2 separate regions of the Homo sapiens genome follow, and region 1 is linked to region 2. Evidence: read pairs that join two places in POLR2A ChIA-PET (ENCODE). Cell type or tissue: GM12878. All regions are shown on one strand. Each heading gives the region's core, and the rest is flanking DNA. Links, peaks and the distances in the headings are about the cores only.

What was found. Peaks named below come from ENCODE experiments on the same cell type or tissue, not always from the same donor. Only the 100,000 strongest peaks of a DNase experiment are listed, where the experiment ranks them.
Region 1: POLR2A ChIA-PET joins it to region 2 with 10 read pairs; 11 of 35 experiments call an interaction of 5 or more read pairs at or near these places.

The regions. Positions count from the first base shown.
Region 1 is chr10:22,643,328-22,658,757 of GRCh38, forward strand. The region is part of intron 1 of PIP4K2A (phosphatidylinositol-5-phosphate 4-kinase type 2 alpha); the gene reads right to left. Among named protein-coding and RNA genes, the nearest start is that of PIP4K2A, 64 kb to the right of the region's middle. RefSeq lists an enhancer at 12,087-12,156. In GM12878, for the core only: no CTCF peak of the experiment used is centred there; DNase peaks (open chromatin) are centred at 5,494, 6,306 and 8,440; H3K4me3 peaks cover 1,299 bases; H3K27ac peaks cover 5,056 bases.
Region 2 is chr10:22,694,407-22,709,836 of GRCh38, forward strand. All of the region lies in intron 1 of PIP4K2A (phosphatidylinositol-5-phosphate 4-kinase type 2 alpha), which reads right to left. Among named protein-coding and RNA genes, the nearest start is that of PIP4K2A, 12 kb to the right of the region's middle. RefSeq lists enhancers at 6,091-6,150, 9,970-10,029. In GM12878, for the core only: no CTCF peak of the experiment used is centred there; no DNase peak of the experiment used is centred there; H3K4me3 peaks cover 3,413 bases; H3K27ac peaks cover 4,182 bases.

The DNA of each region.
Region 1 (15,430 bases), core at 4,313-12,312, 53 kb before region 2:
CTGTGTTCGTGCTATGATAGAAGTTTGAGTCACTGACAGAAACTGTATGGCCTAAATACAGTGCCTAAAATACTTACTGTCTTTTTGCAGAAAAAGTTTGCTCACCCTTAGATCTGTCTTAGGAAGGCAGATTAATCCCACCAGGCCTTCCATCCCTGTTTAATTCAGATGTTACAAGAATTCTAGCCACCAGCTCGCTCCATTCCCCTCCAAAGATTGCCTAACCTGACCCAGTTGACCTGAACCTTTGCCATCCCAGGCCCCCAAATCCCTCCATGGGGCTCTCCAAGAGTCATAATTTCTCATCAGCAAAAATTAACCTAACGCTGAACCTTTATCTTTTCATGCCAGCCAAATTCTGATTGTCCCCAAGGACCACACTTCCCTTGCAGCCCCCCTCAAGTATTTTTTTCTTCTGCGCAGGAACCACAGAACCAGAAGATGGGGTAGGTGCCTTGTGCTCCTCCTGACCAATCCCACACCCCCATTCCCTCCTCCTCCCTGAAGCGGTCATCCCCTCTGAAGCACCTACCATCACATTACACCACGCCTCTGCCTCTTGGAAGGCTCCTGGCCACTTCCCCTTCCCTTGGAGGGTTTATCATCCTCCAGAACCCAGCCTGCCCCACCATCTGCAGTGCAATGGCTCTCAGTTTTTAAAACATTTCTAGCCCTAATCTCTCCACTGAATTCTAAACTCCTGCTAATCACCATCCCCAGCTGGATCTCTAACAAGCATCCCCAAAACTAAACAACACGTAAATATGAAGTCCTGTTCTCCCCTGGCCTGCAACCAGCTCCTGCTCACCCCTCCCTCTCTCAGCCAGTGGGACCTCCACGCACAGAGTAGCACCTCCATGCACAGAGTAGCTTGGGCCCAAACTCCCGGAGTTGACTCTGACTCCCCTCTCACCCTGCAGTCAAGTCTTCAGCAAATCTGTGGGCTCTTTATTCAAAACATGCCCCAAATCAGCCACTTCTCTCCACCACTGCCTCTCTCTTCAAAGCCATCAGCATGATTCTGCAGATGGCGGCAAAGCCTCCTGGGAGGTCTTGGCTTATCAGTTCCACACCTTGCAGCCCAGGGCATCCTATGCAGAACATCAAGCTAATTATTTCACATCCCTGCCCAACTCCTCTACAAGTCCTCACCTTGGCTAAACTCCTGCCTGGTTTGCCCATGGCTAGTCCGTCAGGCTTCGGTCCCCACCTCACTTCCCAGTCTCTCACCTCAAGTCTCCTCTCAAATGCCACCTTAGCAGATGGGGCTCCCCTCACCACCCTATCCAGATGGCACCCACCACTCTAATCTCCTTCCCTAGCACTTGGTAGCACCTGACCTGACAACTTACTTTGTTCATTTTTAACATTTTCTCTCCGCCTCCTAGAATGTAAGACAGGACAGTAGGGATCTAGTCTGTGTGTCTATTTTTTCCCTAGTGTGTATCTTCTAGGACCTACACTTGTGCCAGGTAATTAGTGGACAGGCCATAAATATTCAATAAATAAATGAACTAAATGAACCAACCAAGTCACCATTATTTGTTTCATGGCAACTTGCCCTAACTGGAGAAGAAAAAGAACTGCTTCGGTTAATTTCCAGATACTCCTAGAAATTCCCAATCCATAAGAGTCAGTAAATTCGCAAGACAGTTTTCTAAGACTTACTGCCTACCCCCTTCCCCCTATGCTGGGGACTTACTAAAAGAGCAAAGAAATATTAAACTATCAGGTAGAACCAAATCACTATAATTGGTCAGAATTGACTTTTAAAATACCAAAATTTTGATCTTTTAAAATTTTGATTCTCCACACTAGGTTGAAGCAACTCATTTTGAAAACGCAATTTTTTTAAATGGGTGACGATGACAAAAAAATATTAATGCTCACGTATAACACCACTAGTGTGTCTGGTTAGTTATTAAAAATGAATTAGGGCCAGCCACGATGGCTCACGCCCATAATCCCAGCACTTTGGGAGGCTGAGGTGAGGGGATTACCTGAGCCCAGGAGTTTCAGACCAGCTTGAGCAACATAGTGAGACCCTGTCTCTACAAAACATTTTAAAAATTAGCCAGCCATGGTGGCAGGACCTGTAGTCCCAGCTACTCGGGAGGCTGAGATGGAAGCATCACTTGAGCCTGGGAGTTTCAGGTTGCAATGAGATACGATTGCACCACTGTGCTCCAGTTCTGGGTAACAGAGAAAGATTCTATTTCTTTAAAAAAAAAAAAAAAAGAAAAGAAAAGAAAAGAAAGAAAAAGATTAGTTTTGAAGGAATGAAAACAAGTAGAATACTGTAAACTTTGTTAAAGTAACAAGTGGAAAATGTCTTGAAAAACATGAAGATAGTACTTAATTTTTTTTTTTTTTTCTGAGACAGGGTCTCACTCAGGGACTCAGACAGGGTCTACACTCCAAGCTGGTGAGATCTCAGCTCAGGGCTCATTGCAGCCTGGACCTCCTGGACTCAGTTGATCCTCCCACCTCAGCCTCCTGAGTAGCTGGGACTACAGGTACGAGCCAACACACCAGCTAATCTACTTATTTATTTGTATTAATTTTTTTATTTTTTGTAGAGACGGGGTCTCCCTATGTTGCCCAGGCTGGTCTGGAACTCCTGGGCTCAAGAGATCCACCGATCTTGGCGTCCCAAAGTGCTGGGATTATAGGTGTGCGCCACTGTGCCCAGCCTAATAATATAATTAACTCAGGTAAACCATTTTTAATTTCATGATCAATCTGCCTGAGAAAAGGGGTCAGCCTGGCAGTGCACAGTAACAGATGAACAAAGAAGACTACATCTGAAAGACAACTTTCCTACAGACACAAGGAAGAAAACAGGCTTCTCTGCTTTCTGTAGGCAGGTACTTTGGTCACCAAGAACCCACCTTTGGGGATGTGATGTGCCTCTCGATGAAGACATTGCTTGTCCCTAAAGTTGGCTGGAGAATGAGACAAGAGGAATAGAGAAAGGGAGATTAAGATTTCCTTGGACTTTTGTCTATAGTCTTACTTTTAAAAATAATTCTCATGGCCTTTTGCTGCATTTTTATTCTTTCCTTTCACACAAGAGAGCTTATCAACAGCTCTGACAGCTCATTTCGTATTTGGTTTCTGGTTATCTTGTACTCATCTAATAGGTGGTAGTGGTGGTTTTCAGTTCACACATTTTTCTTACAAACAGCCTTGCTCTCTGAAAAGACAGGAAGCAGACTAGTATGGATGGCAAAAAAAACACAAAAATCAAGACCACCCTTACTTCTGCTGAGAATAGTTGTTTAGAAGGCTAATTTGGTTATCAGAGAGTAAAAGCCACAGTATACAACCTGCGTTTGTAACTTGGGAGGGACACTTTGTCTTCCCTTTCTGAAGGCAAGCCAAAGTGGGCCCCAGGATCTCCAGTGGGGAGCACTGTTGTTTGCACCCACCTGTGGAGTCTGAGAGTCAGGACTGTCTTAAAGACAAAGTTTATCTAGTTAGATCCTTCTTAAGATAGGTTGGCTGATATATCCTTTTCCTTAATTACTACTTTCTATTGTATGCATATTAAGTAGAACTCTAATGCTTCCTTCAGCAAAAACTCTTCAAGACAAAACAAAACAAAAAACAAAACAAAACAAAACAAAACAAAAAAAAACAAACCAGGATGCAAGCTGACTAGGCTGTCAACCTGGCTGATCCATGGGTGTTTTCTCTCACTGAAACAAACAGAATTGTTTACTTCTACTACAAAGTTTTTTCAAAGAAAGATGGAAAGCTGCTTTTTAAATGAGGCTTTATTGCTCTCTGGCCAAAGCAGAATAGGAAATGCAAGGCTTCGTAACTACTATTATTATTACTCTCATTATTTCATGGGCTTTAAGTTGCCTATTAAAAGTGTGTATGTGTGCCCATGTGCCATTTTTGGTAGCAAGATACAGGGTAGGAGAATCAAATTCTAAGTCTCATCAGACAATTCAGTATCTAGTCTCTAAATACTGTGTGTGTGTGTGTATGTGTGTGTGTGTGTGCACGCGCGTGTGCGTGTGTTTTCAAGCTCTGTCTTAAAGCAAATATGTTAACTATTTTGTGAAAGGCTTGTGGGACCAGAGGAGGAGGCAGGGAAGCAGATAAGAAAGTGAAAGGACCGAGGTGGAGAAAAACAGGCTCTCCTGGGATTTGATGGCAGAGGCATCCCATCTTAAACACCATCAGAGAGTCATGAGATCTACACAACATGGACAACAATAACATAGGCCACAACAGTAACTCAATCTGCATTCAACAACATGGAAAAACAAAGTGACTGGTGTGATAGATGACATGAAACACTCTCCTCCCAATCAGCTATCACATCTTTGTTCCAAGTAACAAGGAAAAGGCCTCAGAAAGGTCACAGAAGACAGGATTGTGGGGACTTTCTTCACATCAGGTCCACTGGGGAAGTGGCATATTAAACCACAGTAAATGACCCAATGAAAACAGGCTACTGGCAACAAGTACATGCAAGCGACCCTTTGGGATTTTACACGGCAGAAAACTCACCATTAGCCCTGGAAGCAGAGAGCTGGGAAAAACAAAAGAAAAACAATGTGTGAAAAGAAATAAGATCTTCCAAGAAAAGCATTTAGAAGATAAAAATAAAACATCGACAACATCTCAGCCACTGGATCTCTACTTTTGTTATCTAAAGACCTTCCTGAATCCTTTCCTACGTCTACCCATTCTTCAAGGCTGTTCAGACTTTATTTCCTTCCTCCTCAAAGCCTTCCTGGAATATTCAAGCCCTGACTTATCTTCCTTCCAGTCTCTGTCCTTTCAGAGTTAACACAAAATTCACTCTGTTTAAATATACAGTTTTCTCTCTTCTTTCCTGCAAAGGTTGTATCTTAAAATATGCTAAGTAAAAAGAAAAAAAAAGTACCAAATAATGAGTGAGAATATGTACAGAAAATATTCAGACAACCAAAAAACTCAATTAAGGACGGTGTGGGGAGAGTTAATTCCTTAAGTCTGCTTAGTAGTTACTCTGTGACTCCTTTATTAGCTGACATTAAATGGCCCTCTGGTTATTACAGTATCAAAGAAGAGGAAAAGTAATCTGAAGAATATTTCTTCCATGGGACAACTTCATTATTATTCTTCAATTTTTATGAATGTCTTTGAAAATCTTTAACCACTTGTTACAGATAATGAATATTTTGCCTTTTCCAAGTATTTTCCTCAGACTGGAAAACACTCTTCCTGTCATTTCATACTATCTCTGATTTTGCAGGAGGAGCCCTGAAACATGTGACCTTTTCTTATGCAGTTTATCTCCAGGAAGAACAGAAAACTGATTAACCACAATCAGACATTAAAAAAATTCCCTGGCTCTTGTGGTCTGAAACAGGCACATTTCCTTCACACGCTTCAAGGAAACAATTGAATGTAACTATTTAAAACATACTCCCAAGCTTAATGAGCAAGAAGCAACTTTGCCAGACCACAATGTCTTTAAGAGATCAATTTGGCCAATGAATACTAGAGAGGATACACATTCCTGAAACAGAAAGCAATTCAGAGATACTTGTGATCATCAGAACGTAGCCCAAAGCCATGCCATTTGCTTGAGGGCAGAAAGCACATTCTAGGACATCAGTATCATACTTTCAAGAATTAACCCTCTGATTTCCCATAAAATACCAGTTTTTAGAGCCAGAAAGCACTAATAAAAATAATTTACTAATCTGGGCACTGGAATATTTTCACTAATAGTTCAAATTTGAGTTTAGCTATATGTCATCAATTTATAAGAATAAAAATTTATCCAAAACTTCTTGCTGTTGCATGCATTTGTTTAATGGATTCTCTAGAAGGCTTCGCCAGATTCTAAATGTTCCATCATACATTTATTCACCAGTTATCAAGCAACTTATGAATAATTTAACATGTTCCTGTATTCCACGATCAGATGGGTCTATAATGTCTGTTTCTTTCTCCTTTGACTATAGATTTTCCAGCTCCCCAAAAGTTTCTTTATTGTTTTAAGTTCACACTTTTAAAATATTAACTTGGCTGTCAAATGAATCATCTTCCACATAAAAGGGCTGAGTGAGTGGAGTTACTGTTGAACTTGAGAAAAACCCCTGAGCCAAAACACGTGTCAAACGGCCATCTCTTTTCCACCTAAGCGCCAAGTTGCACCCGGCACAGTGCAAGGGGCCAAGACCAGGAGAAGAAAACATGCTCCCTGTCCTCCAGGAGCTAATAAAATAACTAGTGGGTGACACTGCAGACACAAGGAAGGAAGAAGTCTGAAAGCATTAGCACACGCAGGCTCATGGTTAACCCGAACATCCTGACTTAGCTCACCTCCAAGGGAGGGGCATGCTCCCTCAGCGGCAAGACCAGGAACGGGGTGGACAGCTACATAATGGGACAGATTTACTCAGTAAGAGGGATGGCCATACCCACATCAGTCTCCTCGCTAAATTACACAGCACAGGCAGGTGGAAGGACCTGCCCCCAGGAAAAATACTTATGTAGATTCATTCTTCAGCAAACGATATCAGCCCTACTTTTTTCCTCTATTTCCTTTATGGCCATTCATATCCCTCTCCCATCCCATCAGGTACAAAAGTTCCCCTGTATCGCTGCAAGAGAATGGCAGGAACACCCAGAGTTCATGGTTCTATCTGCCTTCCTCATTAGTCCATCAACTCCTTGGGGACAGGGACTGTGTATCTCCCCAGAACCCATCCATGGGATTTGGCTCAAACATTTGACCAATAAAACTAAGTGTGTGTCCAAAAATCTTCTAGGCTATTCCAGAATCCCAAGTGGCCTGCCTTGTGGGCCACTCCCTTAGGGACTTCCCAGGTGACCCAGCTCTGATGATCTATCAGAGGTATTTACAAGCAGGTGTGAAGGTTTTACAGTCATATCACTTACCGTTTTTTAGCCTCAGTTTTCTTTTTTCTGAGACTGGGTATCCCTTTGTCACCCAGACTGGAGTATATAGTGACATGGCCACAGCTCACAGCAACTTCGACTTCCCGGGCTCAAGGGATCCTCCAGCCTCAGCCTCCGGAGTAGCTGGGACTACAGGGGCATGACACTACACCCAGCTAATTTTTGTAGAGATGGGGTTTTGCCATGTTGCCCAGGCTGCCTCAGTTTTCATAACTATAAAATGGAAGAAGGAATATCTGCCCTATGTAGTCCACCATGAAATACAGAGCACTCTATACACAAGAGAACCTATTTGAGCTCAATTTTACTGTGATATTGTGAACAAGCTGGACTTCTCGCTTCAATATATACTCTCACTTAGGTGCCACTCGCGGTATAGCAAGAAAGTTAATGTTCTCAACAGAGATAAACTCATTCTTTATTTTAAATTAACTTCTCCAGGCACAGCCTAGCTGCTAGCAGGATGAGATACATGAACCAACTTCTATACTTTCTAGAAATGGTCTATTTCCAAACAAAAAGATTACTTCCTAAACTAGATGGAGAGTTTCTTCTTTTTGGAAATCTACTGGGTTTTTTTTTTTCCCCTACCTTTTACTGGCTGGCTGTTCCTGCTCTAGCCTGCTTCTACATGTCCAAGTGGTCTGGCTCGAGCCACCTCAGGCCACGGCCTCTCAAGCCTACCTGGTTCACCACCGGACTTTAAATCTCATCTGGAAGTGACAGCTCCCAGATTTGTAGCTCTAGCTCCTACCCACTCTCTGAGCTCCAGACTTCCACGACCAATGGCTTTCTTAACATCTCCATTTAGAGGGCTAAAAAGGCACTCTTACCACAAAGTTAATTATGCCAGAAAACCATGCCCTGAGTCTGGATGAGTGGATGTCTAGTTTCTCTCCACCTCCTAAGCCCCACCAGCTATCTGGACTCACTAAGTCTGTCCACCAAGCAGACCCTTAACTGGTCTCCTGCCTTTCACTCTGTCCCTCCTCCAAGCCTTTCTCCCAATTGAGGCGGCTGTGATTGTTTAAAAGCACTCATCTGCCACTATTCCCAGCCTCAAAAGATGACTTCCAATTGCTCTTAGGAAAAATCCTTTTGGTGACCTCAAAGCCCTACCTGACCCCACCTTGTCCCCAACTCTATGCCCTGTGGCCTTTCACTCCGATCACCCCGGCCTTTGCTCTGTTCTCCCAGCGAGCCTGGGGCCTCCCACGCAGCAACTCTGCCTGGAATTCTCTCACTCCCTCACTCTGCTTCTCCTGGCCAGCTCTCAGCTTAGATGCATCTTCCTCCAGGAGACTTCCTAGGCGTCCACACCACCTCCACTTTAGACTCTGTCCCCTTATTATTTACTTCTAAGCATTGTGAACCTGTCTTTTAGCCTTATGCAGTTGTCATCATTGGTATTTGTATGATGTATCTGACATCTGTCTCCCGGACAGTGGAACCGGTGAGAGCAAGGCCACGACTACTGAGGTCTGTGCTGGTGCCCGGGAGGCAGCTCAGTGGCTGCAGGGTGCCAAGGACAGATGCGTGGGCGACCCCTCACTGCTTGTGTGACTTCCTGTGCTGCTTTGGCTGGGGAACTGAAAATTAATTTCTCAGATTTCCTTGCTACTAGTGATCTGGATATAAAATAATGATTCCCCACCTGCTAGCACTATCCAGAGCTGCTTTTTCAGCATTTGCAGAGACTGAGCCACTATTAATACTCACTAGTACATTTAATGCCTTGCTATCTAAATCAGCTCCTGTAGATTCTGTATTATTTAACTGAGCCCTGTAACTGATACAGTGCTTAATTTGTGTTGAATAACCACTAATAGTCATGAAATAACTGAAAAACTGCACACAAATTTTTTTTTTTTTGAGACAGACTCTTACTCTGTCACCCAGGCTGGAGTGCAGCGGCATGGTCTTGGCTCACTGCAACCTCTGCCTCCTAGGTTCAAGCCAAGCGATTCTCCTGCCTCAGTCTCCCGAGTAGCTGGGACTACAGGTGCGCACCACCATGCCTATTTTTTTGGTATTTTTAGTAGAGACAGGGTTTCACCATGTTGCCCAGGCTGGTATTGAACTCCTGACCTCAAGTGATCCGCCTGCCTCATCCTCCCAAAGTACAGGGATTACAAGTGTGAGCCACCATGCCAGGCCTCAATTTTTAACTATCCACTTTAGCAACTGTCTGATAATAAAACACTGAATTGTGACATTTTGAGACATCTCCCTCTGCAAAGCAATGTCTTCGTAGTAATCAACACTGTAGTTATAATAAATCTAAGACATAACTGAAGTCAAAGTACCTGTAATTATCTAGCATATTATTTCACAGGCTGAAGGTACATTTGCTTTTAAAATACGCAAATGTGTATTAAAACCAAAAATTTAAAGTCTGTCACTGTGTGGTAAATTCATCTTGCAACTCAGGTTACACAAACATCTAAGTTAAGAAATGTTATGTTCTTAATGAAAAATACACAATGAATTCCCAACTGAAAACGCTGCTCCTTGTTCTGGTTCAATGCTGCTTGAAACGTTTATGAAGGGTCCATCGCAGTGGCTCACGCCTACAAGCCCAGAGCTTTGGGAGGCTGAGGCTTGAGGATCACTCGAGCCCAGTAGTTTGAGACCAGCCTGAGTAACATAATGAGACCCCCATCTCCACAAAACCACAAAAATAAGCTGAGAGTGGTGGTACACACCTTCAGTCTGAGCTGCTCAGGAGGCTGATGTGGGAGGATGGCTCGAGCCCGTAAGTTTGAGGTTGCAGTGAGCTATGATGGTGCTGCTGCACTCCGGTCTGGGCAACAGAGTATCTCAAAAAAAAGAAAGAAGGGTTTATGAGAAAGGACCACCCCCGGGGGTATGAATCATACTGTACACTAAGTTAAGGGCCACTCTACCAAAGACAACTCTAAGAAGAAAAATAGTTTCAAAGAATAAAGAAGAAGATATGGAAAAGGTGAAAACTCCTCCCCTCTTGCCTCAGGTGGGGGGCAGTACGTGGGAGGTAAGGAAATGAAGGAAGGCAGTGCATGACAGCCAAGCCAGGCCACTTCCTTCCTTCTCCTCCACCTCTTTCTACCCAGTGTCACACTGCAGGATACCGTAAGACCCTGGGCCACTTACTCTAAAACTTCAACATCTCTTTGTCTTCCTGACAGTTTCACTGGGGAAAGTGAACTGTCAGCAACAACAGGCTCACCTTCCACTCATCTTAATCTTTCTCTTAATGATTCAATTCAGCAGATGCACACTGGGAAGGCAGGGGAGGCAGACAGAAGAAAGGAGGTAGGGCCCTGGTGCTTTGGAATTTCCAAAATTGCTCAGTCCATCCTACGCACCTAAAGTTAGTGGAGATTTGGGATCGGGCATGGTGGCTCACCCCTGTAATCCCAGCACTTCGGGAGGCTGAGGTGGGTGGATCACTTGAGGCCAGGAGTTCGAGACCAGCCTGGCCGGCATGGCGAAATCCTGTCTCTACTGTAATCCCAGCTACTCGGAGGCTGAGGCAGGAGAATCGCATGAATCCAGAAGGCGGAGGTTGCAGTGAGCCAAGATTGCGCCACTGCACTCCAGCCTGGGCAACAGAGTGAGACTCCATCTCAAAATAAATAAATAAATAAACAAAATTAGTGGAGATTTGGGAAAGGTCTGTATTCTGAAGAACTGGCAATCTGCAGATCGGTGTTAATACCAAGAGAAAACAGCTGCTGTCTCTGAAGTGCCCAAGCATTTTATAAACAGTGGTTTTTTGGTGAGTGCAGCAGTGTCTCTCCTCACTATGGGGCTTAGATTTAATAAATGGACGAAAGGAAACCCTGCAGTGAGGGGTTCTGGAATGGCAATGACTTTGCTGGCCGCAGATGCCCAAGGCCATTAATATTTCCAACTTAATTTTGAAAAACACATGTTTCCGTAAATTTTTCAGGAAAATTTAATCTCATAATTTTTAAAAATGCTATGAAAATATTCAAGGTTGAATTATTTTATTTCCTCAAGGTGAGCTGGACACTCACTCAGATTAAACTTCCCCCTAGCAGAAATATCCACTATTAAGGAAATGAAAAACACAGCTCTCACTTTCCAAGAATTTACCATGTGTGGAGAAAAAAAAGACGTGTAAAAATAGATACTCAGAGTGGGCAAATGATCCAAATCGTAAGTACAAAAAGCTAAAAATTGGAGAATCTTAGTAACAACGACATCTGTGAAAGGCGTTCTTAACATGGGCTAAGATTTCAGGATCAAAAGGGCAACAGAAGGGAAAGGGGTTAATAAGACCAAACAGTGCTAGTGAAGCTGTCGCTGAGAAACAATGTCTTCAGAGACAGGTGAGTTTTAAAGTGATTCAGGGGTAGTCAAGTGTGCATTCCCAAGAAAGGGTCTGGTCCAGCTGCTGGTCATGGTGGGGAAGCCCTGCAAGCTGGAGTTGGGAGACCAGGGTTGTATAATTCTGGGCAGTTAACACCTCTGAGCCCTCCCCTCACATATTTTAATAGGGATGATGGCATCATCCAGCTATATCTCAAGGCAGCAAATGAGATGTGTGCGACTGCTTTGAAACCTATGAAAGGTTTTACCTGTGAAAGTTCAAATTAAAGCAAATCAAAGAAGGCTACGGCAAAAGTGGGCCTGGGGCTTTACCCAAGGAAAATGCAGGGGACAGAAATGAGTGGACTGAAAAAACAGTGCACCAGGAGGGTGGCTCACACCTATAATCCCTACTTTAGAAGGCCAAGGAGGGAGGACCACCTGGGGCCAGGAGTTTGAGACCAGCCTGGGCAACAAAGTGAGACTCTGTCTCTAAAAAAGAAAATTTAAAATTTAAAAATGAAAATGGAAAAAGGAAATTGTGCCTCAAGAGGCAGGACAGAGGACATACACAAGGTAAATTGATAGAAGCCCTGGGATACCACCAGGTGGAAAAATAACAATTTGACTCAATTGAAACACTTTGCAAAATACCATCTCTAAGGCAGAGGTCTGAAGATTTTTAAGAAAAGCTGAAGCTCTTAACCCAGTGTAACAGGCACCGATCCCTGTCTATGCAGCCATGCACAAGATGAGATCTTCAGAGCTGGAGCCCTCGGCAGGAGGTGGAGGTCTGTTTGTGACTGCTGCCCTGCCTTCCAGAACCATGGTAATTTATGTTTCTTCTCTGCACAAGCCTGACGCCCCATATTTCAAATGCTGTCTCTTGATTTAGCCAGTTCACAGCTGTGCGGTCTTTTTCATTTGTCTTAAAATTACAGGTAAGTATAAAGAACAGAAACAACCACATATCTTTTTGATGTATTTCCTTCTAGGCTTTTGTGTTCTAAGTTGTTTGCAGATGGCTGAACTCATCCTGTAAACAATTCTGCAGCTCAGCGTTTCTCATTTAAAAATTCTTCCAAATATTTTAATGAGTAGGTGCTCAACAACTATTTATTAAAATGTAAACATGACTGGATGGCTAGAAAACATTCCGACATGCATCTGTACCACGATTCGCTTACTTACTCATTTATTGACTGTTGCTGAAGCATACCCTGGCTTTTTACCAAATCTGTGATTTGTGCAAGAGTGGAGTTTCCGGGTTCCTGTGTCAGCCTTAAGAGCTGAGTGTGTTGTGCTGGGTGTGTTGTGTAGTGTTGCATCGTTCCACTGGAGGGGCACAAAGCGCTGGAGTGGGCATCAATTCCAACTCCAGGCATTCCCCCATTAGCATCTTGGGGGAATCAAACCAAGAATCCACCAATCCTTAAGGGGCAAGTTCCTATCGATCTGCTCTACGGAGCATTAAGACCTCAATGACCCCAGACCTTGCTGCCATCCTCCTCTCAACTCCTATGGCACATTTAATGAAATAATATAGAATTACTCCTAAGTGTTTCATCTCATGTTATTGTTTCCTCATGGATGAGTTCTGACTCCCGTGTGAGGGACACCGGCTGTTCCCGCTCCTCCACATCTACTCAGCTCCTTCTGGTTAGTGTCCTGTGTCCCCACCTGGGGCACCGGCCCCTCTCGAATTCCCAGTCCAGCTCCAGAAGTGGGAGAGGGGAACTGTGCCTAAAAAAAATAAGCACTTCCCATTCCCCTGGACACGACAACTGCTTCAGGGACAGACGTATGACCCAATTTGGGGTAAGGACAGTCAGGCCTAAGACTTTCATTCCACTGTTAAGGGAAGAGACACTGTCTTGCTGGACTCAGTGGTGAACACGGTAAGGCTGGAGCTGCTGAGACCATCTTGCTGCTACAAGGGTGCAAATAAAGGCACGGTGGTTCACACCTGTAATCCCGGCACTTTGGGAGGCTGAGGCGGGTGGATCACCTGAGGTCAGGAGTTTGAGGCCAACATGGTGAAACCCCATCTCTACTAAAAGTAAAAAATTTGCTGGGTGTGGTGGCGGGTACCTGTAATCCCAGCTATTCAGGAGGCTGAGGCAGAAGAATAGCTTGAACCTGGGAGGCGGAGGTTGCAGTGAGCCGAGATCGTGCCACTGCACTCCAGCCTGGGTGAGAAGAGCCAGACTCCATCTCAAAAAAAAAAAAAAAGCAAAGAAAAAAGAAAGAGCCAGGCCATGGTAAACTATATGAGACTCTAGGTAGAACTACACCTGGATTTTTTTTATACTTGAAGTTCTCTTTCTGATCAAGTCAGTTTGAGTTATTTTATGTCACTTTCAAAACTGACTTTCAAAATAGAGTCCTAAATGATTCGCCAGTTAGATTCTAAACTCCCTGAGCTTGAGGAAGCCTCTTCCAGTTCCCAACGGGGCCAAGAGCAGTGTTCAGCATTTAATGTACACTTTGGCTCTAGGGCCATATTTTATTTTGCTTTATATCTGCCCCAACATCTAATACTGTGATTGATATATCAAACATCTGTGTCTTACTTTGTAGCACTCAGGCCACAATTGGAACAGAACATTCTCAGAAGCACCAACCGCCCCAGACAGCTGGTGGAGATAACTCTGTTGGCAACGCAGTACTTTTTCCTCCCTCTGCAATGGGATGCCTTCACCTCCAGACATCCATGGGAGACAGCTGGGAATAACCCCAAAGCACTTAAGATAATGAATGACGTTTAGGAACAAAGCACCAGTCTTCCATCAGCCCTTATCAAAAGGTATTCCATATTTCAAGGGACTAAAATTTGTCTTTTCAAGGAACTTCTTCAATTTTATTTTTGACTGTTGTGGGTCAGTAACAAGTCTTCCTAGAGCAATTTTGGATTTTTCTTTTCACCTGAAGGATCTTCAAAAGGATGCCTTTCAACTCCCTATTCCAAAGCAAAGACAGACGCACTGCTTTGACACGAAAAAAACAGGCTGAAACCAATTTAGATTCTACAATGGTAAACCAAAGAGTCTTTAGCCTTGATATAAATGTCTTCTGAAAGAATATGCTTCACCAAATAAAACAAAGACTTGATGTCATAGCTTGAATTTTGGAAATGTGTCCTTATCCATGTGACTACTTGAAAAAGCAAGAAGTGTAGCTGGCCTGCCCACTTGAAAAACTGAAACCCATTTTGCCCAGGCATGGAATTAGAGACAGTAAATAAGAACACTGTTATTAAACATCCCATCAATTTTTAATATGGGTGCAATCGCTAAATTTCAAATCTAGTAGTTTTTTTTCTGGATATAAACTAATGCTATTGTGAAATCATTTTTTAGCTGGACGTAGAAAGTGGGACCTGTTTTTTTCAGGCTAGAAACCCTACTGAGATCACTGCTACAGAAATATGTGGCGCCAGAAGTACAGACAGGAAGAGAAACGTGTAATTTTTTTCTAAGCAATCAGCTATGAATAAAATGCAAGAATACTTTACTCACCCCACAGGGAAAATGTTTCTTAAAAACTTCCTTTGTTGATCTTCTCAGAATTAGTAGAATTTCAAGGTTTGCTCTACTTTGAATATGTGGCATCAAAATGTCACACCACAATACAAATCATTTTGGAAAAATACTATAGAAAATGTTAACAGTTAACAAAAGGAGACTAAAAGTGTTGAATGTGACATAAACTGAAACGGAAGAAATACTTGGATAACAAGCAAGGTTATTACCGGAAAGAACTGAAATACTTTACAAAATAACACCATCTCTAATACTTGAGGTACATGTATTGGTGGAGAAAGGGACCACGGTATATTAATGTTTCATATAACTGTAAGAATCTGAGAACTTAAAATACTACCTGTTAAACTGATACAAATAAATTAAAAAGTAAAGCAGGAAGGATAATAGGCTTAAACTACCAAACATTCAAAATACAGGGAGACAGTGAATTCAAGAACTGCAATTAGAAGCTATTCTATACCTGCTTTTTTAAAAAATGTAAAGCTTCTTAGACTAGATCTTTACCAAATCTCTATTTCATCAATCCAGTGGGATCATATGGTTGCTGCGCAGCAAAAGATCCCATAAGAATGAGAATGTGAACATCTCTCCAGCAGTTATCCTAAGCCCAGGAATGTCACAGGCATTTTACA
Region 2 (15,430 bases), core at 6,073-14,072:
AGTATAAAAAACAAAGCCTTTCAGTAATGAGGTGGGGCGTGACCCCAAAAATGTTTTGTACCATACAGAGGTGTTCCAGTTCTCTTGTGGCAAAATACATAGAAGAATTGTTTTAAGAATGATTAACACATTTTTCCCTTACATAAATACAATTTGCTCCAAATTTCCTGACCTACTCTGTGATCACAAGTGGCTGTCAGTAATACCTGGCAGATGTTTTTTTCAATGACCTTACTTAATCAGTCCCTTCAAGGTAAAGATGAGGTTTTAAGAAGTGCAAGAAAATAACTGCTTTTTTGAAAAGAAACTCAGACTGTACAGAAAGTATTTTGAAAAGAGATGTGCTTTTGTATCTTTTGTACAAAGAACTTATAAAATACTTCTCATCTGTTTTAAAATTTTCAATAAATGTAAAAAGTTTTTTATTTTCAACCCTCTTTATCCTTAACATAAACTGGAACACATTTTATGAGAACTTACTGCTATCCACAAAAATGGAAATTTACCAGAAAAATTTTTATCTAACTGGTGGACAGTGTGAAAATGAGAATCACCAGTTAGAAAGCACAGTCAACAATGCACTTCACCCATTTGGATCCGTGTATCTTTGTAGGTAACTTTTTGAGCTATTAAAACCAAATAGCAAAATGAATATAGGACCAGACCTTCAAATTGCTTTATCATAAAATATTCACCATTTTTAAAAACAGTGATACAAACTCATCCACATAACCTTCATTTGAAAAAATAAAATCCACTACACACTAATGATAATTTTTCACGCTATCAATAATTTTTAACAAAACAAGTTTTAGTTACTAATATTTACCGTCAGTGGATCCTTTTAAAACTTCTATGTATAAGACAAAATAATTCAGTAGTACACACAGGAAAACTTATAAATAAAAATTCATATATTGAGAGCACATGCTCCGATTTTTTTCACTGCTAAGATGCAATAAAAACTTGGATACCTGTAGGTAAATTAGTGGTCATCACTGCAGTTTATCCTTGTTTTTCCCAAACTCACAAAAAGTGACAACTTTTAGAATCATTTATTATTTGTTTCTCCCAGTACAATCAATATTTCTTTTAATCAAGGGATTTCCTAGGAGAGCTACACAGAGAGAAAAATCCCCTATATGAAGAGAATATTTTATTTCACAAACCAAAATGTACAAGTCATTTCTGCCTCACTGAATTCAATATACAGTCTTCCCTTGGTATCTTTGGGGGATTGGTTCCAGGACTCCCCAGGATACCACACTCCCCAGATGCTCAAGTCCCTAATACAAAACATTGTATTTGTATAAAACCTGCACACATCCTCCCATATACTCTATATCATCTCTAGTCCATGTGTAAGTACCTAACACAATGTATGGTCACAGTAAGTAGCTGTTTTACTGTATTGGTGCTTTTACTTATATTATTTTTCATTTTTTTCCTTTAATATTTTCGACCCGTGGTTGGTTGAATCTGAAGATTCAGAAGCCTTGGATACAGAGGGCTGACTGTATACAGATTTCTTCCCCCCACTCATCTCACCTTAGAGCATGTCTTGGGTTTTTTCCCTAATTGTAAGAAGACTGCATGCGCAATATTTTTGTAAGAAACCTATAAAAAGGTGTAAGTAGAAAGCAAAAAATCATCTGTAATCCCTCCTCAGAGGGACATAATATTTTAAAACCACACTGGCTATGTTCCCACTCAAAGTATCAGCCATGTGTCTGGATCAGTACAACCACCTCAGCCAACATGTGTAACAACTATAGAATATTTCAACATATGTCAACATTGTATTTTATTTAGCCCAAATATACCATCAACTTGTCTACTTTCATAAAAGAACTGTGTTTTTGTTTTTGTAGGAAACACAGGCTATAAGGGTCTCTCCTCAGCTGACATGCCCAACTGTTATAAGTGTGTTTTTAGCTGAGCCGATTACTTTAGGACCATCCTACATGCCATCAGAATAGTCTTTTCTTCTTATAAATAACCAAATTGAAATGAATCCTTAAATGGTCTCTTGATTTGAAGGTTCAGAAATGGGAATAAATTTGTTTTGAAATAGCCTTTGGCCACTCTGATTAAGTAGAAAACAACTCATTTCATTCAATGTATTACTCTATATGGAAGCTTTTTTCAATCTTGCAGACATTTTTCTCATAAGAAAAAAAGGGTAGTTTCTTAAAATAGGGCATAAAAATTTATATCCATAATTTTTAAAGTTCTTATTTTGAAGTTAATGAAAAATTACATATAGTTTATTCATACTGAAAAGTCACCTACTTCCTAAAGCCTATTCAGAATGGTCTGTTTTTGTGTCAAACATTTAATATTTTAAAATACTAGAACAAGGAATAATTCTCTATTAGGTAATCATCCAAGTTAAATATATATTATCATCTTTTACAAAAGACCCTTAATTTTCTACTTAATTCAAGCTTTAAAAAATAAGGATCAATTAAGGTCCCATTTTAAAAGAAATATATTATCCCAGGGCTAATTTTAAAGCCTGAATTCATCTAAAATAGTCAGTAATTTAGGCCTCCTGAAAATTGGCAACTGTAGTTAGCACTGTCACAATAAAATACATCCACATAAAGTGGAAATAACAGTTTATCTAGATGGCTACAGTTTATAAGCGTGACCTTTCCTTTCTTTCTAAGAGCTCTACTTTTTTCCTTCAATTTTCTTCAGTGTTCTCTGGAGTTCATTTCCTTCAGCTTAAAAAAAAAAAAAAGGCTACTTTGTATGTTAAGTAAAAATTAAAATTGCATTGCTTTTCCTTTCTGAGTGTCTTATCTAAATGGAAAGAAGCCTGAGTACTCAGTTAGATGGCAAAGCTCTGAGCTTCCACACCTGCCTTGCCAGGCTTCGGAATGTTTGTGAGGTCAGCACAAGTGACCGGCATTATTTATACTACATAATTCTTGACAGAGTGGCTAGCGCACAGAATCAAGCTTCAAGCCAAACTACAGGACCACAGTAGAGGGATGGTAACATCCAACATTTAAAAAGCAAGGCTGGGTGTGGTGGCTCATGTCTGAAATCCCAAAACTTTAGGAGGCCGAGGCAGAAAGATCACTTGAGCCCAGGAGTTCAAGACTATCCTACTAGGCAACACAGCAAGACCCCCATCTCTACAAAAATTTGTTTTTAAAAATTAGCGGGGTATGGTGGCACACAACTATAGTCCCAGCTATTACAGGAGGCTGAAGCAGGAGAATCACTTGTACCCAAGAATTCGAGGCTGTAGTGAGCTATGATCACACCACTGTACTCCAGCCTGGGTAACAGGGCAAAACTGCATCTCGGAAAATTTTTTAAAAAATTAAACACACACATACACACACACACACAAACACACACACACCCTGTAATTGTGGACTCTAGCAGATGTCACATTACATTTTCTGAAACGGTTCATGTGAATCGTCCATAGGTCGAGTCTAACGTTAAGCAGTCAGACCGAGGATAATGAAAGGCAAATTCCTGACTAGTCTACTTACATGGGAAGAATTCTGCCTGCCATTAAATGCTATTGGATTGAGTTTAATATAAATCATGTGGGCTATGGCCAGCAAAAATTAACCAACCACAGACAGTGGACAGCGACCTGCTTCTGGGATGCAGGCACTCTCTGCTTAGAGTCCGACGAAGAAAAACTGGGAGAAGTGGGTCAGTTGAAAGCAGCTCTTTTCAGAGGGCAGACTCGGGCCAGGCAGCCTATGTGGAAGCCATCTTCCAACCTCAGACCTGATACTCCCACACTGCCCATGTGCGTACATCTTTGGTCAAACTGCTGAAAATCTCTATAAAGAGATTTAAATGGGTTAAAAGCATATGGGAAAAAAGGATATCTTTTTATTCCAATCTTTGCTGTTCAATTTAGAACCCTGAAAGCAGAAGATGTGGGAAAGCAGCTCTTAGCCACACTGCTAGGGTTATAATCTGGTATAACCCTTTTTGAAAGCAACTTGGCAACATGTACCAAGAGCCTTAAAATATTCATACCCTTTGACCAAGTAAATTCCCCAAAAAGAGAATCTCTTCTAAGGAAATCATCCTAAATAAGAAAGAGTTTCATACAGGGAGATGCTGACAGCAACATTATTTGTGGTGGCAAAATACTGGGACCAATGTTTGGACTATTAAACTTCATTAAACTATTTAGGTTGGTGCAAAAGGAATAGCAGTTTTTGCCACTGAAAGTAATGGCAACAACCACAATTACTTTTGCACCAACCTAATTATTAAGCAGTGATCAAAAATTTAAAATAATTGTTAAGAATACATAGTAAGATTAAATACATAGAATAGTCTCAATGAGATTTTTTTAAAAAGACATTGGAAAGAAACATTAAAACATTAACACTGGTTGCTTGATAGAATGGTTATGGTAATTTTTTATATTTGTGTGTGTTTTTCAAATTTTTCAGAAAATATGCTATGTATCTGTACTTATCAGAACTTAAATTTCACTGAAACCATATTTCTAGTTCACCTAAATAAGCATAAGAAGAAAGAAGCTTTATCTAACACATAATAAAAATATTCACTATTGGCTATTTCCTGGCTCAAATATTCATTGGCATGTGTTAAATCTGTGAGTATCCGATGCCAGAACTGCAAGAGAAAGTGAATTAGACAAAAAGATTAGCTTCTCCTAACCTATTTTTTTAATGTCCCTAAAATTTGCTCCTGTCCTCCTACTTTGGCGCAACGTGCCAAAAAGAAAGTGCCTTATGGATTTATCATAATTTCAGAAACAATATCTGTTTCCCAACAGTTCTTCTGATGCCAAAGCATTTAACTTTCCATCTGGGTGCAGGCAGAACCTAATTTATGAATGGGTTGTGTTCCAAACATTCATTTGTAAGTTGGCCCTTTGATTCTACAGGAAATGTACTCCAAGGCCTAATGTAGTAAAAGCCTGTGGACTTGGTCTAAGAGAGACAGGGGACCCCTGAGAAGAAAACTTCTGTTCCTGTTCCTGGGCACAGAAGCAAGCTAGGGCCAATGCTGAAAAAGGTAGCTGCTGAGTAGCGCAGGGAGACAACTGAACACACTAGATACCTGGGAATGTGCGAAACTTGGGAGGGGCACATGGTCAGGCCAGAAGAGGATTAGTAAGAAAACTCAAAGGGCCGACAAATAAATTAATGTTCTGCTTGTTTAGAGCAGTATCTTCAAACCTTTTAGGCTACGGGCCACTTAGACAACACAGCTTCTACCACATCTATACCTGGTTATCCTTGGAAACAAAAAAACCAACGATTACATCTTTCTTTGGGAAACTTGCAGCCTGGGCATATAGTTGTTCAAAATACATTGTAAATACAAACACTTTTATTGTAATGCAATATATGTATTTCTGAAAAATTTCTAAGTTCTACATAGACACTAAAATCCAGATTTTAGGCAGACCACTGAAAAACTATGAAACTCTATCACCAGAATGCTTAAAAATAAAAATCCTAAAAATAGAAAAATAAACAGTATTTTAGTGTAATTTCTAATAGATATATAATGGACTTTAGAAACACAAAGGTGAGGATCATTTGATGGAAGGAATACAAGGAGTAACCAAGCTTCTAAGTTACACAGACTAGGAGAAAATGTCCAGAGATTGGAGAGAACCCTGAAATGAGTACTTCTGAGATCGAGCAGAAGCCTGCTGGAGTCAGGAGGAAGAAAACGGATACAAGAGCAAGGTATGCAGTCCTGTTTCTCAATTTGGCTTGCTGCCTTGAGCTGTATTAGTGTACTTTGCACCTAGCTGCTGATACTTGGAGGCAGTGGCATACTCAAGGAAAACTGCTTATGGACCAATTCATACATCCTACACCACATTCCCGATAGCACCGATCTCATACAAGTGAATCTGCATTATAGAAGCATGTATGTAGCAGCAGCAAAGACTGCACAACGGTGCATTTTCTAAAGCAGATTCAAATCTATAAGGGGACTTTATAAACCCCACTTTCTTTTCTTCTGTCCAGACTGAACACCACCTGAACGCTCCTCCAAAGACACCAGTGCTTGGGAACGTGACATGAGAAATTTTGGATGCATGACCCGAGAAAAGCAAGGCAAACCAGGGCAGCTGCTAGCACACAGGCACCTCTGTGCACATCAGAAAATGAGCCTCCTCTGTGCGGACAACTCACAAAAAGGGTGCCTGTCTCCCGCTAATGCAGCCCCTTGCTATGGTGTGCAGGTGGCAATACTGACGTCAGCCCCCACCTGCCCCTACCACCTGGAGCCTTTGTGCAGGTCATGTAGAATGCTACAGAGGTCATTCTCGGGTTGACTAATACCTAACACCTTCCTCAAAGTCCAGGCTGAAAAAACAAAAGCAAGGCTTATTTATTACAACTACAAATAAACTAAGCTCTGAATGTTAGGGTGTCTAGCAACTTGCAAATATGTTTCTAAGCCTAAATGACCAAGCCTACAGAAACACAAACAAAAGTAATTTAAATAAGAACATGTCCATAAGAATGGAAATGAATAAAACCATAAAATCAGAAGGAGAGAAGTATAGAAGCACCTGAAGAAGGGTTTGGCAGTTCCCTGGAAATGCCACATACCCTTTATGCTTTTCTATGCATTACTCTGCCTGTAACATGTTTTCTCCAGCTTCTCCATCCACCACGCTAATTCAATTCTTGAAGAATTTCAAGAGCCTACCACTAACTCTCCCAGGGCAGTTTATTAATCCTCTTCTGTCTCACAGTATCTGTGTGTACAATCCCAGTTGTGGCAAGAGGGGCAGGGGTATCCCGCCAGAAGCTAACAGCCCCCAAATAACAATAATGTAATGGAGAGTGTGAATGGTAAGAAAATGACCTAGGTGAGTCACTGTCGATTCCTTCCTGTTACCTAACAGTCACCAAATCCAGCTGATTCTACCTGAAATCTCTCTAAGCACATCCTTTGTCTGCTTGTTTACAGCAGTATCTTCAAACCTTTTAGGCTATGGGCCACTTAGACAACACAGCTTCTACCACATCTATACCTGGTTATCCAACAATGTCTGTTACCCCTGCCCAAGCTCAGGTTCCCATCACCTCTGGAAGACAGAAATGGCATTCTTCCTTCTTGCAGTCCCACCTCCTGTCCCACTGACTCCCCTCACAGATCCATCCCTGGAAGGCTGCAGAAGTGCCACCATGCTTTGGCTTCTCACTGTCTCACTTACTGTTGGATTCCCTCTTTTGAAACTTTGAGGTTGATTTGCATTTCTGCTGACAGGGTTATTCAGGTCAGCTCTGCACTGAAAATAAGTAAGCGTCCTGAATAAAATATGTTCTTAAACATCTTCTTGAAGGCATGAAAGAGTTGGAAGAGGGAGGAGAGAAGTCGGCCTGTCAAGATCTTAGTGAAAACTGGAAGCAGGAAGAATAAGTTAGTCATGGAAGCCACTTTGGCTCTAAGGGCTTTGATGGCCTCATGGGTTGACAGGAACAGAAGACAAAGACTAGGGCCCACCCAAGGTGTGAAGTCTAATAGGAAACCTTTTCTCCATAAGGCTACAATGGGTCTACCAAAAATAAAACCATGCCACCCCAGGGACTGCAGCCCAATTTTATATCACCATGAGGTCCAAAAAATTCCAAGCTGTGAATTTAGTTTCAAATGGTCTTGGTCTCCAGTATCCCTAGCCATGTGGCAAAAACAAACAATTCTCTCTGGAAGGATACATCTTTATCTTAAGACTTGAAGAATGTTCCCTGAATGACTATCCAAGGAAGTGAGCAGCTCAGAGCCAAAATGAACCAAACATAAATGGCAACAAGGCACCATGAAGAAGAACCAGCAGAAACAATACACAATAGAAAAAGACCCACAAAGGACTGAGATACTGACATTATCCCTATTCTTACAATGTTTATGCAATCTTAAATTTAACTTATGGTACACTTCTGAATACTACAATTTTTAGAGGCATGTCTGAAGCCATTAAAAGAACAAGTCAGTAATAACACTGCAGCACACTCTTCTAACATAATATCTCAGATTACTTAGAAATGCATTCATAGTCTTCACGCAGTTCACTTGGCGGCCCTTCAACATCTGACACTGTTTGAAAGAAGTTGTTTACTTTCTGAACCTTTTCTGTCGTGTTCACAAGACACAGTTCTTGCATGCTGCTGTAAACATAACCTCTTTCTTTGGCACTGGCTTGCAGTTACCCCATACCTCTTATCACCAATTTGCAGCAAGTTTTTCCCCACTCTCTAACACACTGCACAACCCGCTCAGCAAAATGCTCTAAAATGCTCTATGCTTGATTATAACAAAAGTCAACTTTCTATGTTTATGAAAATTGAATATGGGAGGCCTCATGGTATACCACCTGAGAACTAATGGCCTACGGTTTAGAATCCCAGCCCCACTCATTCATTCAACAATATGTACTGAGCACCTACTATCTAAACACACTGTTCTAGATGCAGGGATACACCTAGTAAATAGGAAAAAGTCTCAGTTGCTATGAAACTTATTGTTCTAGTTGAGGGAGATAAGCAATAAAAATGTACACAACTCAGTTTCAAACAGTGTTAAGTGTCACAGAGAAAATAACAGTATGATAGTGGAGGGGCTCCCTTAGCTTAGGAGGTCAGAGAGGCCATCTGAGAAGGCAACCCCTTAGCTAAGAGACTAAAATAACTAATAGGAGCCAACCATCCAAAGATCTGAGGGCAGGCTGGGCATGGTGGTTCATGCCTCTAATCCCAGCACCTAGGGAGGCTGAGGCAGGAGGATTACTTGAGGCCAAGAGTTGAAGACCAGCCTGGGCAACACAGCGAGACCCCCCATCTCTTACAAAAATTATAAAAATTATCCAGGCATGGTGGTGCACACCTGTAGTCCCAGCTACATAGGAGGCTGAGGCAGGAGGATTGCTTGAGCCCAGGACTTCAAGGCTGCAGTGAGCTATGACCATGCCACTGCACTCCAGCCCAGGTAACAGAGCGAGACCTTGTCTCAAATAAAAAAATAAATAAATAAAAGAGGGAAAAACATTCCCGACGAAGAGAAAAATAAAGACTGAAGAACTGTGGCTGCTCTGAGCTTGCCTTTAGGAACAGAAAAAGCGCAGGGCAGCTGGAACATAGGAATCATGAAGAGGGTGTTATGGGATGAGGGCAAGGAGGAAAGTGGGGCCCAGGCCAGTAAGATCCTGCAGGTCAGAAAAGGTTTGGATTTTATTCTAAATGCAATGTAAAGCCTTTGGAAGGTTTAACTGAGGACATGACATGAAATCATCTACAGTTTAGCAAGATTCCTCTGCCACTGCTGCAGACAAGGTGGACTGAAACAGGGCAAAACTGAATGCCGGGAGACCAAACAGGAGGCTACCACAGTGTTCCTGAGAAAGAAGATTCAAATAGAAAGCATGTGGATTCGGGACTCAAAAATTGGATGTGGAGAAGGAGTGGGGAGAAAAAAGCATAATCAAGGTTGCTCCCTACGTTTAAGCTTGAGCACCTGGGTCTATGGTGGTCCATTTTCTGAGACGGGAAGAGGCCAGTTTAAGTTATGACAGGGGACGGGGCAGAGTGCAGGGAGGAAATCAAGAGGCCTGCTTGGGACATCTGAGATGTCTATTAGTTATTCATGTGAAGATACCTGGTAAGAAACTGCATATAGAGCCCAAGAGGAAAGTTAGAGCTGAAGTTAAAAATTTCTCAATCATGACTGTAAAATGGTATAAAAAGCCATGAGACTAAATGAAATCATGTAGGTAAAGTAAATGTAATTGTAGAAGATGATCCTGGACACAGGCCTGGGGCATTCCAACATTTCCAGACTGAGCAAAAGAGGAGCCTGCACCTAAGGAGTGGCTAGTGAAGCAGAAGGAAAACAAGAGACAAAAAAAAAGGAGCCCCCTGCATTTGAAAATGTTAGCACTGCCAGTGATGCTGACTTGAGCAGTTTCCTAGGTGTGCTGGAGGTGAAAGCTAGATTGGGGTAAGTTAAGGAGATCATCGCAGGTAAGTTGACGGTTGCCAGGTACGGTGTCTCTATAGAAATAGGAGACCTCAGCTTTAGACAAGGCTTTTCACTCCTGCTATGAAAAGGAACAGGGCAGGTGTGGTAGCTCACATGTATAATCCCAGCACTTAGGGAGTCTGAAGCAGGACTGCTTGAGACCAGGAGTTTGAGGCAGCAGTGAGCCATGATTGCACCATGCACTCCAGCCCAGGCCAAAAAGCAAGACCTCATCTGAAAAAAAAAAAAAAAAAAAAGGAACAGAAAACACGAGAAGACACTAAAATGAGAGACTAAGGGTGAAGGAGAGCTTCTGCTGTTACTGTAGTTTATTTTGCTTTCAAGATGGGCGGCCCCGGAATGGTGAGCCATGTCAGTGGAAGACACTGCAATGGTGGGAATCGTCTATATCTGCACTGTTCAATCCAGTAACCACTAACCACATGTGGCTAGTGAGCACTTGATATGAGAAACTGAATTTTAAGTTTTATTAGCTGAAATTTAAATTGCCATATATAGCTAGCAGCTACAAAACCAGGCAGGGCAGCCCCTCCAGCATGTCTGTAGACTGACGGACCCAGCTGTCCAAAATTTAGATGGGATGGTGGGAAGAGTGGAAGCTGACGGCTTCTATTTGTTCAATGCTTTCTAAATGAGGTTATATGCTGAGGGAAGGACGGGGTGGGGGAAGTGGGGGACAGGACACTAGGTGAAGTTCAAGGAGAAGTGAAAAGGAAGAAATGACTTCAGAGAGTGGAGAACATATTAAAGGAGGCAGTAACACTTCCGGGTCGAGTGTCATTTGAGATTTGTGGCAAATTTTAAAGTAACCCTGGTCAGAACTGCTGGCTTTTCTCTGGCAAACATCAACCACTTGGCCCTTCAAAGGTGGCCTCAAACTACTCTTTCAACCATCTCCTGACACTCCCTTTATGTTCCTCTGTGGTTTTCAATTTTCTTGGCTGCAGGATCTTTTTTACCCCCTTTACGTATTATATTCAGTACCCCAGTTAAAAAAAAAAAAAAAAAAAAAAAAAAAAAAAAAAAAGGACAGAGAGATGACAATGAGGACAAAAACAAGGCTGTTCTGGAGGAAACTGAGGTAGGCCTAAATTCCCCCACCAGCTTGGCCCCCTCCCACCAGCCCCTGAGGCACATCTAAGGAATCTCAGGGCTTGAAACCAAAGATTTACCCTGATGGGTGTTTCTCAGACTTAAATATGCTGACGATCAACATGTCTTGTTAAAATGTACATTCTGCTCCAGCAGGTCTGCAGAGGCCCAAGCTCTGCATTTCTAACATGTTACTGGGTTCTGCCACTGTGGCCACACCCAAAGCCAACTACTCACATTCTCCGCTCTGCTTGGTTTTGCCCGCTGTCGGACCCTCAGCTGCATATGCCTTTCCCCATTGTATTAGTCTGTTCTCACGCTGCTGTGAAGAAATACCCAAGACTGGGTAATTTATAAAGGAAAGAGGTTTAACTGACTCAGTTCTGCAGGGCTGGGGAGACCTCAAGAAACTTACGATCATGGCAGAAGGGGAAGCAAACACATCCTTCTTCACATGGCAGCAGCAAGCAGAAGAATGAACACCCAGCAAAAGGAGAAGCTCCTTATTTAAAATCATTAGGTCTCGTGAGAACTAACTATCACGAGAATACGATGGGGAAAACTGCCCCCATGATTCAATTATCTCCAGCTGATCCACCCACAACACCTGGGGATTATGGGTACAATTCAAGATTAGATTTGAGTGGGGACACAGCCAAACCATATCACCCATCTTCTGCAGCTGGGAGATTCTATCTAATCCTCAAGGTCCTCCTCATTGTTACCTCCTCTCAAGGATTCTCCAAGTCCCCCAGGCAGAAGTAATCATGATCCAGTCCTGGTTAGCACCTTGGCAGATCTCCTACCACTATATCCCCCTCTTGCTGTGCTCCAGCCATGCCAGCTTTCCTGCAGTTGCCATAACAAGCCAAGCAAACACCAGCCTCACGGCCTTTGCACCAGCTGACCCCTCCGCCTGAAATGCTCTTCTCCCAAACTGCCTCATGTCTAAGCCCTTCACCGACGTCATGCCTTTGCTCAATGTTCTGCACGGTCTATTTAATACCTTCCACCCCTAGCATTCTGGACACTGTAGTTATTTACACATATATTTATTTTACGTCTGTGTCCCCTGTAGTTATGCACAATTTGAGAGCAAGGTCCACAATATATTCATTTTGCATCTGAAGCATCTTGCAGTGTCTCCATATTTAAAGACAAGGTGAAATATCAAGTCAATAGCTGACATAACTTGCAACTAATGGATGTGAATTAGATTTCTGACACTTCAAAGAACCTAATCGCTAGTGGAAGTGTGAAAAATACAAGAAAGAACATAACAAAATAGATACAGAAAGCAAAGCAAGGGCACAAGGGTAATTCTAAAATGATAATTCATAACTCAAAAATACACAAGGATGCCAAGAACAACGATGATGTTCTACTACAAAACAGGATAAAGTAACCATTGATTTAGCATACAATCTGATAATTTGCTACCTCTTAGCATTTAAGATATTAAAAAAAAAAATAGGATAGGCATGGTGGCTCAAGGCTCTATTTCCAGCACTTTGGGAGGCTGAGGTGAGAGGATTGCTTGAGGTCAGAAGTTTGAGACCAGCCTGGCCAATACAGCAAGACCCTGTCTCTATTTTAAAGGATAGTAATAATGACAGCTAGCACATTAAGAACTTACCATGTGCCAGCAACTATTTAGGCATCTTACAAGTATGAATTGATTTAATCCATATAACAAACTTCCAAAGTAGGTACCATTATTACCTCCTTTTATAATCAAGGAACTGAGAGGCAAAATAACTTGTTCAAGGTCACATAGCCAACCGAACAAGGACTCCAGAGCTCTTAATCACTGTGCCCAGGTAGCTGAAAAACTATAAAGATTTAGAATTGTGAGGCTTAGCTTTAGGTAAGTTACTGTTTTAAAACTCCCTACAACATTTTTCTTAAATAAATTATGTACTGGTTCTCTCCCTACATGCTCTGAACATTAACAATGATTTTCTTTCTATGAAGGGAAAAACTGGTTTTCAAGTAGTTTTCTCCCATGTTAACAGCTAATACTCTGTCCATCCAAGAAGAACAGCTCTTAAGACTAAGAAAATAAAAGAACTCAAAGAAATGAATGATTCCTGAGCTTGGCCCAGGCAGCACAGCTCAGTGGTTAACGGTACCGTTGTGAATCCCAAGTACTAGGCACTGTGACCCAGGCGGGTAATCAATTCAGCCTATGCGTGTTCCCCCCCAAGAATTCTTCCTGGCTGCTGCGTGCTCTCCCCACTTTCTCACCCCACACTATCCCCATCTTATTCTTGCAAGGGTTCTTGATGGGGTTCCATGAACTCCCAAGTGGTCCATGGATAGAATTAAAAGGATCCTTGAACTTGCTAGGACATATCCTCTGTATTTTCATTTATTCCTTTAAAAGCCTCATTCTGAGGAGTCTATGGCCTTCACTGGACTGCCATAGGAGTTCCTAGTACAAAAAAGAAAAGAAATGAGGATAAAGGCAGACACAGGGAAATAAGCTAGGGGGGTTTAATATCAGTCTAGGAAAGAGGGAAACAAATCTGGTTAGGAGTGACAGAAGTGAGAATGGAAACGAAGAGACGGATTCAAGGAAACTCCCCAGGGATTCCTAACAAAATGGCATCTTTCACCTTCCTTCTACTTACCTTCCAAAAAAGAGGAATTGCCTCTACTTCCACTCATTCACTCCTTAAGTCTTTAAGCTTTCACAGCCACCCGCAATCAACCACAAGCACAGCCATGACTTTCAAGCACTTGGGAACATCTAATTGTGCCGACCTCTGTTTTCTCCTCCTGTTTCTTCTTCCTCTGTCCTTCCCTCAAAGCCAAGTGTCCCCAGTGTCCCTGCTCCTCCGGTGGAGATCTGACTTACCGATTCTGTACGGGCAGGTCTCAATGGTCTATCCCAGCCCTAGTGGCTCCCGAGCTCCAATCACACCTTTCCAGCATCCTACATGGTACTGTAACTGCAGGATCCACCCACCACCATCACCTGCAATTCCACATTCTTAAATCTAAATTGCTTGTGTCCCTTTCCAACCTACAATTTCTTCTCCCAAATTCTCTAATCTATCATGGGGCCACCATTCTTCTAAGGGCTCATCACATACAGTTGGGGCTGGGGGAGGAATCCTTAGTGGTAAAGTTCTTCCTTCTACTGCTATGTAGCCTGTGGACCTGCAGCATCAGTACCACCCGAGAGTATGATAAATGCACAGTCTCAGGCAGCACTCCCAACAGATCTGCTGAATTAGACACTGCATTTTAATTTTTATTGTTTCACATTTAGTGGGAGCCTCCATCTGTCACCCAAGCTACAGTACACTGTACAACCATGGCTCCCTGCAGCCTGGACCTCCTGGACTCAGATGATCCTCCCACCTCAGCCTCCTGAGTAGTTCAGGCTACAGGTGTGTGCCACCATACCCATCTATGTTTTTACATTTTTTGTAGAGACAGGGTCTTGCTATGCTGCCCAGGCTGGTCTCAAAATCTTGGCCTCAAGCAATCCTCCTGCCTCAGCCTCCCAATGCATGACTAGGATTACATGCATGAGCCACCTACCCAGCAGCAGAGCCTAATTTAGCAGACTTTTTTTTTTTTTTTAAAAGTCCCCGATTGATAAACACCTTAAATTTTGAGAAACAGGGATCTGGTTCTTTTAATATATCACCATCCAAACTGCATTTGAACTTTATTACTTTTAGGCATCATTTACTGAATCCTTATGATGTGCTAATTACAGTGCTAGGCCTTAAACACAGTATCTCATTTAACTCTCAACCCTGTGAAGTCATATCATTATCTCCATTTTAAGAATGTGAAAATTGAGGCTCAAGTGACTAAATCACCTGCTCAAAGAGCCCATCAGTTCCAAAGTTAGCATTTGAACCTCATCTGTCTAACCACAAACCTTTTTTGCCAAATTGCACCAATTCCCTTCAATTCCAAAATTTGTATTTCGAAGGCTATGCTGGCAGAATTAATTACTCTGGTTGCCTGTATTTTCTAATCAACTTAAGGCAGATTTTGGTGGTTTATTATAATTCTTGCCGGCAACCTATCTAAAGACACAGCAGATCAGGATACCCTGGAAATAGAAATCACTGACCTGACATGGGGCATCATTCTGAGTACTGAAGTTTAGTAACTGTAAGTACTAAGTAACACTAAGTACTAAGTATAAATACTTAGAGTTCACTCTAAAGTATCTGACAAATGGAGAGGAAAATGTATTCTGTTCTCTGGTTATAATCCCAAGTTTTAAGGAGTATAAAACGACTTCCCTAATAAACTTTCTGTATGTCTGCTTGGTATGTTT